Regions from separate parts of the Homo sapiens genome. Here all the other regions are linked to region 1. A link is a contact called in ENCODE Hi-C or POLR2A ChIA-PET data. All regions are on one chromosome and are shown on one strand. The core of a region is the stretch at or near the end of the contact, and the rest is flanking DNA. Distances in the headings are between cores, read along the strand shown. Region 1 overlaps SRPK2 (SRSF protein kinase 2). Region 2 holds the start of EFCAB10 (EF-hand calcium binding domain 10). Region 3 overlaps SRPK2 (SRSF protein kinase 2). Region 4 overlaps SRPK2 (SRSF protein kinase 2).

Region 1 (2,520 bases), core at 9-2,508:
AAAACTTAATCCCCAATGTGGGTATTATGAGGCAGGTCTTTAAGAGGTGACTGTGTCATGACGGTTCTGCCCTCATGAATGGAACCTATTCATGGATTAATGAGTTAACGAATTTTAACGGATTATCCTGGGAGTGCGACTGGTGGCTTTATAAGAGGAAGAGACCTGAGCTAGCACACTCAGCCCCCTAACCATGTGATACTCTAGGCCACCTTGGGACTCTGCAGAGTCCCCACCAGCAAGAAGGTCCTCATTAGATGCACCCCTTGACCTTGGCCTTCCCAGCATGCAGAACTGAAAGAAATAAATTCCTTTTCTTTATAAATTACCCAGTCTTAACCAGGCCCACCCCTGGTTAAGGATGGGCAACAGGCTCACCCCTGTAATCCCAGCACTCTGGGAGGCTGAGGAGGGCGAATCACCTGAGGTCAGGAGTTTGAGACCACCCTAGGTGACAGAGTTACACTCCGTCTCAAAAATAATAATAATAATAATAAATCACCGGCCGGGCGCAGTAGCTCACACCTGTAATCCCAGCACTTTGGGTGGCCGAGGCAGGAGGATCACCTGAGGTCAGGAGTTTAAGACCAGCCTTGCCAAAATGGTGAAACCCCATCTCCACTAAAAATACAAAAAATTAGCTGGGTGTGGTGGCCGGCACCTATAATCCCAGCTACTCGGGAGGCTGAGGCAGCAAAATCGCTTGAACCCGGGGGGCGGAGGCTGCAGTGAGCCAAGATTGTGCCATTGCACTCCAGCCTGGGAGACAAGAACAAGACTCCATCTCAAAAAAAAAAAAAAAGAAGAAGAAGAAGAAGAAGAAATAAATAACCCAGTCTCAGAAATTCAGTTACTGCAACAGTAAACAGACTAAGACACCCTTATAATCCACTGTAAAGCAGGCTGTGCAGTTTGATGATCCCCAGTCTCAGAAATTCAGTTACTGCAACAGTAAACAGACTAAGACACCCTTATAATCCACTGTAAAGCAGGCTGTGCAGTTTGATGATCCTATTTTCCTAGAGAAAATAAGAGATTCAGGAAGGATGAATCATTCCCTCCCTATGGAGCAAGCAGCAGAGCTGGGTCTAGAATCCCCGTCTTTTAACTCTTCACCACTGTTTCTCCTCCTCAATATGCTTAGCTAGTGTGGTGGTTTCAAAAATATGTTCACAAATTACTTAATTTGCATCTCTTCAAAGGGCAGAACCTGAACTCTCCCTTGAGTGTGGGCTGTACCCAGTAACTCCCTTCTAACAAACGTGGCAGAAGTGGCAGTGTGAGGTCTTCTAAGGGTGTGTTATAAAAATGTAACCGCAGCTTCCTCCTTGCTCCCTCTTGATGAAGCCAGCTGACATGTTGTGAGAACATTCAAGAAGAGGTCCACAGAGCAACAGGCAAGGCCTCCTGCCAACAGCCTGGAAGCAGATCCTCCAGCCTCAGCCAAGCCTTCAAAATGACTGCAACCCTGAGCCAGAACCACCCCACTCAACTGCTTCCAAATTCTTAACCCACAGAAACTAAGATGATAAATGTTGCATTAAACCACTATGCTTCACAGTAACTTGTTATGTGGTAATAAATAGCTAATACAACTAGGGGCTGGGTGTGGTGGCTCACGCCAGTAATCCCAGCACTTTGGGAGGCCAAGGTGGGCAGATTACTTGAGGTCAGGGTATCGAGACCAGCCTGGCCAACATAGTGAAACCCAGTCTCTTACTAAAAATACAAAAATTAGCTGGCTGTGGTGGCGCACGCCTGTAATCCCAGCTACTCGGGAGGCTGAGGCAGGAGAATTGCTTGAACCCAGGAGATGGAGGTTGCATGAGCCAAGATTGCACCAGTGCACTCCAGCCTGGGTGACAGAGCGAGACTCTATCTCAAAAGAAAAAAAAAAAAGCTCTTGGCTAGTCATCAGAATTACATGATCCCTCCCTTAATTTCACACAGTAAATGCCAGTACCTCTATTGGTTAACATTCTATTCCACCTTGTGTCACTGCTAGTTGTTTACCTGCCTATCTCTGAGACTAAGTCATAAATCCCTTATTATCTAAGGTTCAATTTTCTCATCAGTAAAATGAAAGGGTTAGATTAAGTAATTGCTAAGGAACTCCCAACTCCAAAGTTCCATAAGGATGACTCTTAATTGAAAAAAGTAAGATAGCACAGTTGTAAGCTTCGACTTGGTAGTTTTAAATCTCAGCTCTACAACCTATCAGCTCTAAACAATGGGCCTGCTGCTGAACATTTCTGTGCCTCAGTTCCTCATCTGTAAAATGAGAATAATAGTGCTGTTAGAATTCTTCCAGGTAATGGTTTTGTTTTTTTGTGTTTTTTTTTGAAACAGTCTCCCTCTGTCACCCAGGCTGGAATGCAGTGGTGCAATCATGGCTCACTGCAGCCTTGACCTCCTGGGCTCAAGCAATCCTCCCATCTCAGCCTCCCAAGTAGCTGGGATTACAGGAGCGTGCCATCCAGCCCAGTTTGTTGTTGTTGTTGTTGTTGTTGTTGTTGTTGT
Region 2 (2,520 bases), core at 15-2,514, 230 kb after region 1:
CTGCCCACCACAGCCTCCCAGAGCGTTGGTATTATAGGCGTGAGTCACCGCCCCCAAGGAGCTTCACGAATAGCTGGGATTACAGGCATGCGCTACCACACCCGGCTAATTTTTTGTATTTGTAGCAGACACGAGGTTTCACCATGTTGGCCAGGCTGGTCTCAAACTCCTGAACTCAAGTGATCCACCCGCTTCGGCCTCCCAAAGTACTGGGATTACAGGCCTGAGCCACTGCTCCTGGCCTATTTTTTATTTTTATTTTTATTTTTGAGATAGGATCTCGCTTTGTCGCCCAGGCTGCAGTGGCGCCATCTCGTGCCCGGCCTTTTTTTTTCTTTCTAATATTTGTTTTAATACTTTAAAACAACTAGCAAGAACTCTGTCTCCTATACATGATATTGGTTGGGTGTTTTTTGGCAAAATTGGAATGTTTGGTATTTCCACTTCCTTACACAGAAGCAAATGGACAATTTTGGCATTTCGGACGCTCCATATGGAGGTCGGCAAATTACAATTCTGCACCCTGGGGAGGACATAAAACCATTTTCACCTAAATATAACTTTTAAATGACACACCACTCCCAAATTACAAAACGATTCAAATTTTGTAGGGGGTTCAGATGTGTAAAAAAAGTCAGGAAAAGCGATCCCCTCTAGAACATCTTCTATCCTACCCTATCAATTGTTTAGTTGCCAGATTAAAAACTTTGGCCGTGCGCGGTGGCTCACGCCTACAATCCCAGCACTTTGAGGCGCCGAGGCGTGCAGATCACCTGAGGTCAGGAGTTCGAGACCAGCCTGACCAACATGACGAAACCCTGTCGCTACTAAAAATACAAAAATTAGCCATGCATGGTGGCGGGCGCCTGTAATCTCAGCCACTCAGGAGGCTGAGGCAGGAGAATCGCCCCTGAGAATCGCCACCAGGAGGTGGAGGTTGTAGTGAAATGAGATCACGCCATTGTACTGCAGCCTGAGGGACTTTTATTGAAGGCCGCAGAGTTAATCAACAGCAGAAGGGCTCACGTGGCTGGGAGGCAGTGGAAAGCGAATGTGTAAGAGGGGGGTTTCGTGTGGGAAGCGAACCCCACATGGAGGTATGGCTGTACCGGGGCATGGGGGCCCTTACCCGGCCGAAAGAAAAGGAGGGCGCTGGTGAGGTAGCTAACCACCTCCTTGATCTGATGCTTTTCCAAATACTCCGCGGCTTGGAGCTCCCTGCTGCTGGTCTCCATCGCTCCGCGTCCCGCTGTTGCTAGGCGACTGCCTGGCGTCTCAGCCGTGCGACTCTGTCTCCCTCTACCCGGCGCGGTCACGTGACACGCCTGACTGCCCTGTGGCTGCGACCCGGACCTGGAATTTCTAGAGCTCACGGTTCAGGGCAAGCCTGGGGCATGTAGCAGGGCAGAGAGGGCAGGTGAGGTGTGGACCAACGTCACTGTCCGCGATCCAGGCTTAGGGCTGGGCCCAGGTGCCTTTTTCCATCTCTCTCTAGCACCTAGCTCGGTACTTGTTGATCCAATGATTAACAAGGCTTGAAGTGCTGGCATCACAACTCAGCATGAACTAATAACAGAAGGAACTTGTGCAATTTTGAGGGTGCCCAGTGGAGAGTTCTTTTTATTATTATTATTTAAGACCTTTATTAACAGGTGCTTGCAGTTTGTTGACTTTTTTGAAAAAATCAAGTTGTAAACTTTTATTACAAATTAAAAATAAAGTGCTTAAAAATCTCATCTTGACCAGATATGAAACAATTTAAAAACCTTTAAAGGCGTATTGAGAAAAACAAGGCTTTTTAAAAAAAACACGTTTGTTATTACCAAAAAGAGACATATTTAGGTAAAAATAATAAAAACCCCATGCTGCATAGATAATGCAGATAGTTCTATTTATCTGGTCAACGGGCAAAAAGCAAGCACTTAAGGTCTTCAGCTCCAATCTTTTGTTCATTTCTTATTGCTGGAATTTCATATTTCTTCTTGTTGGATGACTAAACCGGATGATGGTAGAGATGGTAAGCCGGCATTTACTCAGCCCCGCCCTGCTCAGCCTCGGGAGCAGACGAATTCTCAGCTGGTGGATTGGCTGATTTTGTCTCTTTGCCATCTTGTGATTTAGGGTTTTCTGGGCATCTGCGTTGGTAATTGAAGTTGCTGCGGTACCGACGTTGAGGTGGCTGCTGACCCTGGGTCTCATCTCCTTGATTTTATCTTCTTCATTGCCGTACTCTCTAGGCTGTCTTTGGCAAGGAGGGCCCCTGCGGAATCGTGGTCTATATCCCCGATACATATTCTGCCTCACTGGTCTACCTTGTTCTCCTGCACCCTGGTTGTCAGCACCCTCCATCACTTCTCCCTGCACAGGAGGGCTGGAATACTGTGGTCGACACCCATAGGGTCTCCGCATGTAGTAAGGTGGGAACCTTTGCCTGCGGTAGGGCCGGCATTGTTGGGCCTGGCCTTCGGGAGCATTCTCCGATCCCTCGGTCTTTTCCCCACTCTCACTGTTCTGGTAATT
Region 3 (2,520 bases), core at 11-2,510, 200 kb before region 1:
CAACACGGTGAAACCCCCTCTCTACTAAAAATACAAAAATAAGCCAGGCATGGTGGTGCATGCCTGTAATCGCTGCTACTCAGGAGGTTGAGGCAGGAGAATCACTTGAACCCAGAAAGCGGTGGTTGCAGTGAGCTGAGATCGTGTCACCACACTCCAGTATGGGCAACAGAGTGAGGTTCTGTCTCAAAAAAAAAAAAAAAAAAATTATCTGGGTCTCAGTTGTTTCCATTTCTAATATAAAAGGACTATACTTGATAACCCGTATGGTACATCCCAGCAACAAAACTTTGATTCCATAATTTAATTTTGAACTACTTTTTTCTTTTTTTGAGATGGAGTCTCACTCTATCACCCAGGCTGGAGTGCAGTGGCACGATCTTGGCTCACTGCAACCTCCACCTACTGGGTTCAAGCAATTCTCCTGCCTCAGCCTCCCTAGTAGCTGGGATTACAGGCACATGTCACCATGCCCAGCTACTTTTTGTATTTTAGTAGAGACGGGGTTTTCGCCATGTTGGCCAGGCTGGTCTCAAACTCCTGACCTCAGGTGATCTACACATTTCGGCCTCCCAAAGTGCTAGGATTACAGGCGTGAGCCACCATGCCTGGCCAGAACTACTATTTTTAAATGGTTTTATTTTCAAAAATAACATTTGTCTTTCCAGTGAAGTTTTAAGTAATAATGCACCCCAGAATCAACCAACATTGACGAGAACTCCTACAATTATTTATACAGGATAACTGTGACAATGGGAAAAACAAAAACACAAACCAAAAGGAATCATGTTTCATCCCCATGGATAGATCTCCCCTTGCAAAATCTGACAGAGTTAAGTCTTTACTAATTCTTTCCTCTGTTGCTTTTACTTGTCAAATCACAGTATGTTCATCTTTCTTGCCTAAAAACCTTAATACGGCTGGGCGCGGTGACTCACGCCTGTAATCCCAGCACTTTGGGAGGCCGAAATGGGCGGATCACAAGGTCAGGAGATCCAGACCATCCTGGCCAACATGGTGAAACCCCATCTCTACTAAAAATACAAAAATTAGCTGGGTGTGGTGGTGCATGCCTGTAATCCCAGCTATTCAGGAGTCTGAGGCACAAGAATTGCTTGAACTCAGGAGGCGGAGGTTGCAGTGAGCCGAGATCGCGCCACTGCACTCCAGCCTGGTGACAGAGCAAGATTCCGTCTCAAAAACAAACAAAAAACCTTAATACTTGGTGCTAGCAGCAGGAGGCAGCAGAGATCCTTTGGCTGCCAGGGAAGCTGAGATCAACCTAAGCCCAGACGAGCCAGGGACGTGACTCTCAATCATCCCACTCAGGGAGCCATTTCACACACATGAGGAACAAGTGCCAGGTTTCTCTGGGTAAAGTCAGACTTTGAGTTCAGCAGCAGTGCGGAAAAGAAGGCTAAGTCTAGGGCTGGGAGCTAGAAGCCCCGAGTCCCATTCCAAATTAACTAGCTACAGGTTCAGAGAAAGTTCCTTCTTTTCCTTGAACCTCAAATTCATCTTCAAAATAAGGGGCTTGGTTAAAATGGTCTCAAAGCTTGCTTTCTGTACATCAACATTTGTGTCAGATACCATCTATTACTGGTCTTCGCAACACAAATCTGCTCCTCTCCACCACAACTTGATTGAAATAGGTCCTGTAATCTTGTAGATAAGTCGGGGAACAGTCAAGCATAATGTGGAGACTCCTCTAAAGACTGTCTCCCTGGCCTTGCTCACAGCCCAGAGTGCAAAGCTTCCCCCAAAATTCTGAACTGTAAAAAGAAATAGAATGAGAGCAACTTTCCAAATTATGCTCTGCTACTGGTGATAAGCGGTGGACTTTCTTCCTCCCACACCTGAACAAAGGACACAGAGCAGGGAGACTCTGTCTCCTCCTACTCTGTGGGTAACAGAACCTAATGAAGCACCCAGAGAAACCCACGTGGGCAGCCAGATGGGCTGGCAGAGGAAGGAGGCGACCCCAAGCAGGAGTTCTTCATTGAGAATATTAATTACTTGTGGGCGTGCGGGACACCAGAGGGGTTCTCCGCAAGCCTAGAAGTTTCCTGCTGGAAACACTGAGGGTTCCACTAGATTTCCCTTCCACAGTGAAACACACAAGGCAGGTCCCACCAACTGCCTGTGAAAACCAAGATGTTAAACTCAATGGAGGAGCTTGGAAATACCTGTTAACAATAAAAGAGGACAAGAGCCAGAGACACGCTCAAACCAAAAATCCAGGGGACGGCGTCCTTACCCACATTGTCCTGAAATAGCCTCTGCTCCTTTTTCTTTCATCTCTAACTGGTGAGAATTAATGAGAAAAGCCAGCAGCTGTACTTCTGAATGTCATCAGGAAGAAAGTTAAAGCTGCTGTGCCCAGCACTGGGACTGCACAAAGCAATGGCTCAGGAAAGCAGCTTAGTCCCTTGAAACAGAGCCACCTCACCACATTTCCTGAGTCAAGGGCTCAACATCCTGAGGAGAATTCCAAGTCAATACAGCATCGTGTGCACTACC
Region 4 (2,520 bases), core at 14-2,513, 140 kb before region 1:
AAAAGGAAAGAGAAAGGAAAACAAAAGAGCAAAGCAAAGCAAAAGAGAAAAAGAGGGGAGGAGAGAAAAAAGAAAAACACAGCACTTCAGTGATGGGAATGAAATTAATTTAGAAAGCAAAATTCCACTAGCTACTTATATTTTTCACAAAGAACTATATTTATTTTTACACTACAAAGAAAATTCTAATCATTACTCTAAATTTAAAATGTGGTTTAAAAAAACTTAAAAATATTTTTCTTTCAATATCATACTATAATACTAAAATTATCATCATGCTATGTACTTCATACTATATTCTGCATGTACACTTGCTCTGTCAGAAAAGGGAGGAAAAACTCAACAACCGAGGAAACTACAAGTCTCATCTGCTCTAAATTGCCATGGCAACCAGATGAGAGTTCCGATTTCCTCTCAGCTGCTACTGCGTATTTCTTTTCAGCAGAGAAAAGAAAAAATAAACTCTACATTTAGTAGGAAAAATGTCCTCTCCTTTGCTATCAGCTTAGATGGCAACTGACACAATTTAAGAAATACAGTTCAGTTAATTTTTAATCAAACATAAAGAAAAGGAGCTCCAGATGAATTTCTTCAGTTAGTATTTGAGGGACATTCACATAAAGTCAAATTTCATTTTCTTTCCTCCCTATGTCCACCCTATATCTATAACTTTTCTCTCTCCCTTCCTCCCTCCCTCCTTCTTCCTCTCTTGGTAATTACTGTCAGCTTGAGAAATACCCAATTTCTAATTAATAGTAGAATCGGTCAATATAGGTTGAGTATCCCTCATTCAAAATACTTGGGACCAGATAATGTTTCGAACTTCAGATAATTTCATGTATTCCTCTTTAATGAAAGGTTAAGTTCAAAAACTTTGTGTAAATCAAACCTAAATGTGCAATGACCCTCAATGACCCTCATCCATGTTAAATCTCCTGCTTCTCTTGAGTATGGGTAGATCTGTGAGTGTGAGATATTACACCTGTTATCCAATTATCTACACTACATGCCAAAGGGAGATCACACTGGGTGGCCTGACCTAATCACACCAGTCCCTAAAAGCAGAGGGTTTTCTTTGGCTGGTCAAAGAAGTGGAAGCGGAGCGGCGGGCTCCAGCTGCCTGGAAAAAAAGCAGACATCATTTGTGAACTAGGGCCACAGAGAGCAAAGAACTGCCAGTGGCCTCTAGGAGTGACGGTGCTCCCTGCCAACAGCTAGAAGAATAGTAAGATAACAAAGACCTCAGTTCTACGAACTCAAGGAAATGAGTTCTGCCAACAACCAGTGAGCTGGAAAAGAACTCTGAAGCTCAGATGAGAGCTGCAGATCTGGCCAACACCTTGGTTTCAGTCTAGTAAGAATCCAGCCACACTGTGCTGCCCTGATTTCTGTCCTACAAAACTGTGAGTTAATAAACAGGTGTTGTTTTAAGCTGCTAAGGGTGCAGTAATTTGTTACACAGCAAGTGAAAGTGAATACACTGCCAAGTTCCTCAAACTGTACTAGAGTAGATCATGGAGAATTATCAGACTTTGGCCTCAAAAAGATCTGATTTTTTTTTTTTTAAATAATTGAAATGGCCAGGGGACTTAAGCTGGGTAATCCAGAATGGGAAACAGTTCTCTTTTGGGAATAGGAGTATCTTATTCCCTGAATGAGTCCATTCGTGCATTGCTATAAGGAAATACCTGAGACTGGGTAATTTATAAAGAAAAGAGATTTAATTGGCTCACAGTCCTGCAGGCTATACAGGAAGAATGATGCTGGCATCTGCTAAGCTTCCGGGAAGGCCTCAGGAAACTTACAATCATGGTGGAAGGCAAAGGGGGTGCAGGCGCAACACAGTGTGGGAGCAGTAACAGGAGTGAGAGTGAGGGGGGAGGTGCTACACACTTTTAGAACAACCAGATCTCAGGAGAACTCACTGACTACCATGAGAACAGCATCAAAGTGGAAATCTACCCCCATGATCCAATCACCTCCCACCAGGTACCACCTCCAACATTCGGGATTACAATTCAACATTAGATTTGGGCAGGGACATAGATCCAAACTATATCACTCCCCAAGTCCTAATAGCAAACAATTGTAATTCCAAGCCAAATACTACTTACTTATTTCCTAAGACCATACTGTTTTCTAGAACGTAGTACACAGCCAACTCAAAGTTAGTAAGGATGTAAGTAAATCAGACCTGCTTCCCAACTAATCTACATTTTAGAAAAGAAAGGAGTTGGTGTTCTAAAGGTATTGCTGCCTGATCACCTCACTGAGTTCTGAGTTCAGGTTTTTATCATCTATTTCCTGGACTAACTTTTCCTCATTAATTTCCTTGTTTCTTGCTTTTATCCTTCCCATTTTACACATTAATTCCATATATTCTTTGCAAAAAGCAAACCTCTGGTTCTAAAATTGCATTTCAGCACTACATATGTCTTATGCCACTAGTACTATTAATATTTTATAAAACACTTGTGGGATCTGACAGAAAATATTACTACTGAAATGGAGAAAGACTGA

Evidence for each region. Hi-C counts contacts between places; a loop is a spot of excess contacts on that map. ChIA-PET counts read pairs that join two places held with the same protein, here RNA polymerase II (POLR2A). Pooled maps may share reads with other maps.
Region 2: a pooled map shows a loop between it and region 1 (4-fold over the local background). The contact joins the promoter of EFCAB10 here to the enhancer-like site in region 1. A Hi-C loop is called at or near these places in 1 of 168 maps with a recorded cell type or tissue (endothelial cell of umbilical vein), 7 of 37 single-sample maps with no recorded cell type and 8 of 50 pooled maps. POLR2A ChIA-PET finds 5 or more read pairs at or near these places in 5 of 52 experiments (OCI-LY7, activated CD8-positive, alpha-beta memory T cell, activated T-cell and 2 more).
Region 3: a map of sciatic nerve shows a loop between it and region 1 (2.5-fold over the local background). The contact joins two enhancer-like sites. A Hi-C loop is called at or near these places in 4 of 168 maps with a recorded cell type or tissue (aorta, esophagus squamous epithelium, heart left ventricle and 1 more) and 2 of 50 pooled maps. POLR2A ChIA-PET finds 5 or more read pairs at or near these places in 6 of 52 experiments (AG04449, CD4-positive, alpha-beta memory T cell, Panc1 and 3 more).
Region 4: a pooled map shows a loop between it and region 1 (3-fold over the local background). The contact joins two enhancer-like sites. A Hi-C loop is called at or near these places in 7 of 50 pooled maps. POLR2A ChIA-PET finds 5 or more read pairs at or near these places in 5 of 52 experiments (WTC11, activated CD4-positive, alpha-beta T cell, activated T-cell and 2 more).

What each region holds. Positions count from the first base shown.
Region 1 is chr7:105,351,018-105,353,537 of GRCh38, forward strand. All of the region lies in intron 2 of SRPK2 (SRSF protein kinase 2), which reads right to left. Among named protein-coding and RNA genes, the nearest start is that of SRPK2, 37 kb to the right of the region's middle. RefSeq lists an enhancer at 1,337-1,416. Within about 2 kb of position 1,259, at least 27 of the 41 ENCODE cell types and tissues checked have a DNase peak (open chromatin) inside an H3K27ac peak, as active enhancers do; they include endothelial cell of umbilical vein, where a contact is called at or near this core.
Region 2 is chr7:105,580,229-105,582,748 of GRCh38, forward strand. EFCAB10 (EF-hand calcium binding domain 10) reads right to left here and starts at 1,265. Exons shown (of 5, transcript NM_001355526.2): 1 at 1,130-1,265. The coding sequence starts at 1,235. It also overlaps the pseudogene YBX1P2. RefSeq lists enhancers at 657-1,169, 1,170-1,680.
Region 3 is chr7:105,151,836-105,154,355 of GRCh38, forward strand. The region is part of intron 7 of SRPK2 (SRSF protein kinase 2); the gene reads right to left. Among named protein-coding and RNA genes, the nearest start is that of KMT2E, 140 kb to the left of the region's middle. Within about 2 kb of position 1,261, at least 2 of the 41 ENCODE cell types and tissues checked have a DNase peak (open chromatin) inside an H3K27ac peak, as active enhancers do.
Region 4 is chr7:105,209,693-105,212,212 of GRCh38, forward strand. The region is part of intron 2 of SRPK2 (SRSF protein kinase 2); the gene reads right to left. Among named protein-coding and RNA genes, the nearest start is that of SRPK2, 180 kb to the right of the region's middle. Within about 2 kb of position 1,264, at least 10 of the 41 ENCODE cell types and tissues checked have a DNase peak (open chromatin) inside an H3K27ac peak, as active enhancers do.